Linked DNA regions of Mus musculus: region 1 is linked to region 2. A link is a loop called in an ENCODE intact Hi-C map of the cell type or tissue named here. Cell type or tissue: left cerebral cortex. All regions are shown on one strand.

Evidence for each region. Hi-C counts contacts between places; a loop is a spot of excess contacts. Peaks named below come from ENCODE experiments on the same cell type or tissue, not always from the same donor. Only the 100,000 strongest peaks of a DNase experiment are listed, where the experiment ranks them.
Region 1: it touches region 2 in a loop (2.8-fold over the local background); 3 of 42 quality-filtered maps call a loop at or near these places.

What each region holds. Positions count from the first base shown.
Region 1 is chr5:146,943,492-146,945,991 of GRCm38, reverse strand. No RefSeq gene overlaps it. Among named protein-coding and RNA genes, the nearest start is that of Gtf3a, 3.9 kb to the left of the region's middle. In left cerebral cortex, a CTCF peak has its summit at 1,217 (motif pointing right); no DNase peak of the experiment used is centred here.
Region 2 is chr5:147,075,143-147,077,642 of GRCm38, reverse strand. Lnx2 (ligand of numb-protein X 2) reads left to right here and starts at 1,071. Exons shown (of 10, transcript NM_080795.4): 1 at 1,071-1,225. Polr1d (polymerase (RNA) I polypeptide D) reads right to left here and starts at 297. Exons shown (of 3, transcript NM_181730.4): 1 at 1-297. In left cerebral cortex, a CTCF peak has its summit at 1,075; DNase peaks (open chromatin) are centred at 552, 999, 1,527, 2,020 and 1 more place; H3K4me3 peaks cover 2,434 bases; H3K27ac peaks cover 1,987 bases.

The DNA.
Region 1 (2,500 bases), 130 kb after region 2:
TGATTTCACATGAACATTCTCCCCATTTTAACTGGTCATAAAGGCTAGAGCCTGTGATTAGGCAGTGGAAAGAAAAGGTGGGACTAGAGATTTTTGGGGGGTAGGGTAGAAGGAGGAAGAAGAAGATGGAGGAAGAGGAGGTAGAAGGACGGTGGAGCAGAACCACTTGGCCTGGAGAAGCCTCATAGCAATGGATCTCATAGCTGGGGAATAGAGTAGTGGTAGTAGACCTGCCCAATCTAGGCGTTCAGCTTATAAATATTGTAACTGAGTTGTGTGTTTTTTACACTGGCTTACTGGGGTTGGAGATTTACCACAACACTGGCCGATTTCTTCATTGCAGCCTGGGAGAGACACTGAGTAGAAAAACCAGATGAGGGCTGCGAGATGGCTCAGTGGTTAGAGCACTGACTGCTCTTCTGAAGGTCCTGAGTTCAAATCCCAGCAACCACATGGTGGCTCACAACCACCCGTAATGAGATCTGATGCCCTCTTCTGGTGCGTCTGAAGACAGCTACAGTGTACTAATGTATAATAAATAAATCTTTGGGCCGGAGCGAGCAGGAACTAAGCGAGTGGGGTTGACCAGAGGTCCTAAAAATTCAATTCCCAGCAACCACATGAAGGCTCACAACCATCTGTACAGCTACAGTGTACTCACATACATAAAATAAAATAAGTAAATCTTAAAAAGAAAGAAAAGAAAAGAAAAACCAGCTGAGCCGTGACCAGACTCCTGACCCACAGAAACTGTGTGATTAAAAAGTGCTGGCTGTGGGGCTGAAGGCCTTTAACCCCAGCACTCGTAAGGTGGAGACAGGTGGATCTCTATAAGTTCCAGGAGAGCCAGGGCTACACAGAGAGAGAGACCCATCTCAAAAACACTGAACCAAATACAAAAAATTAAATGCATGTTACAAAACACCATAACAAAAATATGTGTTGGCTTAGACCACTAAGTAAGAGGGGAATTTGCTATTTAGCACAACAAACATTGAAGGGCCAGAGTTTTGTACTTCATAAAATAACTCTAGATCAGGTGGCATTGAACTCTCACACAGGAAAGAATGGCTCAGCAAGAAGGCCTTTCTGGAAACCAGGAGAGACTGACACAGGATTCAGTCATTTTGAAATTTTTATTATTTTATTGGTATGGGTGCATTGCTGGCTCTGTGCGTGTGTATCTGTGCATGTGTGCATGCAGTGCCCACCAAGGCCAGAAGGGGGCAGCAAATCACCTGGTTAGAGGGTTCTGAACCACCCTGTGGGTGCTGGGAACTGAACCTCTGTCATCTGGAAGGGCAGCCAGTGCTCCCTAACCACTGAGCCATGTCTCCAGACAGAATTCAACCATTTTAGGTTTCTAACCAAAACTCAGATATATAACGTGCTAATAATGAGTATGTCTGGTAAAACTGGGACCATACACTCTCAGCTAATCTGCCCAAGGAACTCTTCAATGTGTAATGCTGTTTATCCCATTAACAGCTGGAAACCGAACAGAAGGCTCTATCTGAAAACATGCCCTGAAACTTAAATGAGCAGCCGTATCTGCCCTTTCCACTTATTTGAGCAGTGAGAAGGTCTCACTGTGTAGCCCTGGCTGGCCTGAAACTCACTATGTAGGCTAGGCTAGCCTCAAACTCAAGAAATCTGCCTGCCTTTGATTCCTAAGTGCTGGGATTAAAGGGGTGAGCCACCACGTCCAGCAATATGTTCTTTCTTTTCTGAGCCAGGGGGTAAGGTAGAAAGAGTTTGGGGTGGCTCCAATTGCCACTACCTGCATGTGACTCAAGCACAGTCCCTACCCCGTACTGGCTCATCTGAAGAGTAGCGGGTACCCAGGTCAACAGTCCCCCCACAGTGGTTTCAAGCTTTGTAAGACATCTCAGTGAGCCACTTGATCTCTGTACTTTGGCTACCTCACAGGTAGCGAGGCTCCACTAACCCACATAAAGCCCAGAGCAGAGCATGTGGCTGAGGGGAAGGGCTCTGAGAAGTTAACTCTCATCGCCACCGTTTCTGTGATCTGCGTGTCAATCACAAAATATCGTGTCTGTCAACAGTTACTGACAGTGGGTTCTTGCGTGCTGGTAAGAAATGGATGGATGGTGCTAAGTAAATCACAGAGTTAGAAGACAATGGTTCAAGAAAAAAAAATCTAGGGCTGGAGAGATGGCTCAGTGGTTAAGAGCACTGACTGCTCTTCCAGAGGTCCTGAGTTCAATTCCCAGCAACCACATGGTGGCTCACAACCATCTGTAATAGAATCCCATGCCCTCTTCTGTTGTGTCTGAGGACAGCTACAGTGTAATCATATAAATAAAATAAATAGATAATTCCTTAAAAAAAAAAAGAAAAAGAAAAAAATCTAACCATTCTGTGTCTGGTTTAAGTAAGAAAAATGGGTGGGTCCTGCCTCCAAAGTAAGAGAAGCCAGGCAGAAATAGGACAAGGACTCCCCAAAGGACATATCCCAACCAGCTGTAGTCCTACTGTG
Region 2 (2,500 bases):
AGGAAATCCTCAGGTGGCGCTGGCGAAATGGAAGCTCTTCCCCATGTCGCGAAAGGTGCGGGACAAGGCAGGAAGGAAGAAACCACCGACGGAAGAAGCGGATGACGGAAGGAGGGGGGCGGAGCCGCAGCGGCGCGGCAGGGCCCTCTGTGGGCGGGGCTAAACCGGGTCCCGCCCCCGACCACGCCCAGGCGCGGGCAGGACGGTTCACCTGGAACTGCGGAAGCTAAGCCAGCTGCCGGGCACAGCCAGCCGGTCCCCAAGTGCCACTGAAGAGCATAGGCTCTCACCTGTCGCCCCGAGACACCTGCTATTTAAAAAGAGTCAGAGTCGGATCTCTGGCCTGCTAGGCTCTCCAGGAACCCGACTGCCCCAGGGCTGGCTATTCCCAGGACTTGAGTCCTCAGGGGCCTTTCATGGGGCACCTTGAAAAAGCAGAGAGACTGTTGTGCAGAGATGACTCTCCTGACGATACTGTGGGTTTTAAAAATTTTTCTCCCTGGGGTGCAAATGTACATCTCCACTAGGTGCAAGGGCTGCGATGGTCTTTCTTTTGCGAGAGAAGTGAGAGTTTGGAGCACCGCCCTCCTTCCTCGGGAGCTCACGCTGTGGGACTGGCAGCTCCTTTTCCCTTTGATCCCAAGGAACCGCCCTTCTTCTCAGGTGCATCCTCCCAGCTCCCACCTGACCCTGGCCAGGCTGGGTCCCCGCCCCACCCAGCTGTCCCCTCGCCCTGCACACCTACACGTCAGCCGCCCCCCGCCACCTGTTCTCCCTCAGCCTGGTCCCGCAGCCCTCCCCTCCCTTCAGCTGTCCCACGCCCGGCGCGGCGCTCCAGGGGTGCACGCAGACACTTCCCGAGCGTTTTCTCTGTGTGTCTGAGAGGGAGAATCCGGCCGGGAGCGATGGCGGAGGGCGGAACGCGCTCACTCTAACACGGGGGTGATGAGCAGGGCCGACTCGGCCCCTCGAACTCCTTGATTGGTCGAGAGGCTCCGAGCCCGCTCTTAGTCCCGCCTTTGTCCGCCGTTGATTGGCTCAGGTGCGTGTCGGGTTGGGCCTCTGCGCTCGCCCCCTAGGGGAAAGGCAGCAGGGGCGGTTGAGAAGTAAAGTCTTGGCCGGACTTTGCTTCTCGCCAGGAAATCGGCGGCGGCGAGTCCCAGCGGAGCGGAGCCGGGCGGCGTCCTCGTCAGCGCTCCCGCGGGGAGCCCGCCGCTTTCCCTCAGTGAGTTACTTCGCCTCAGGTGCGGGCGGTGACGGGGTGTGGCGTCAGGGTAGGGGGGACCATCTGGGGGACCGCTGGGGGCCGCGTGCTGTCTGGCCCGGCCCGGTGCGGGTGCGGGTTCCAGGAACCCCGATGCAGGTCTGCGCGCCTCTCGCTTTTCAAGACATGGAGGTTTGGGAACGAGTTCTTGCACTTTGCGTCTGCACGTTGTCTGGAGCCAGAGTGGCGCTAGCTAGTTGCCCTCTGGTTTTGTTTCCTGGAAGGGATGAGCAGAGAGGCACCCTCCTCCTTGCCCCAGCCTGTTGCGGGGGAATTCTCACCTTTCTCTTCAGATTTGACATGTTTGGGAGCGTGGGGGGTATAATTTCCAAAATATGAGTCCCGATTTGGAAGCATTTGCGCACAAAGCACCTCTTGGGAAAGACATCGCTGGCTTTTCAAAGCTTTCTGCCACGTTTCACGCAAGGACTTTTTAATGGAGTGTTCTAGTATTTCCGTTTGCATTTAAGAGTGTGTGTTTGCCAGGAGCCTTAAGGACGCTTCCGCGTGGCTTTATCGAATCAATTTTTCTTCTTCTCACTCTGTAGCCTTGGCTAGCCTGGAACTCACGGAGATCCGCCTCTTTCTTGAGTGCTGTAGGGTTAGAAAGGCGTGTGCCCCACACCCCGCCAATTTTTCTTTGGGGAAAAAAAAAAAAAAGCCCAGAAACCAATGGCAAGGGTAGTTGGAGGCAACCGTGAGCTCCAGTTTATCCAAACTGCCTTCACTTTAAGAATGTCACATTCTTTTCAGTCACAGTACTTAGACATTGGCCTCCTTCCCAGGACACAATTTGCGTTTTCTCTAGCCTGTTCAGTGACATAGCACAGACGCAGGATCTCAGTAGGTCAGTCCTGTTTGCTTTGATAGGTTTGAAAACCCTCCCCCACCCACCCACCTTTGGAGAAAAGGACTTTGGCAGGTAAAGAAGGAAGATGGGGGAATCTAGTGTCCTATTTGGCCGGCAGATCATTGTTGAGCTAACAAGGTTTTGCCGTTTTAGCCTGTCCAAATTCCATGTGAGTTTTCCCAAAGGGGTCAAATGTAGGCCAAGTCAAAGCAGCTCTAGAGTCACATTGTTTTTAATTCAGTCCATCCACTAAGTCCAAGGTTTGTTCCTCTAAGCTTCAAGTTTGAGCCTTTTCGTTGTATAAACATTTAGCTACTCCGTGTCTACTCCGCTTTCCAGACTTTGGTGAAAGGGAATTTCTTGCCCAGAGTTGTCAGTGTCTGTAT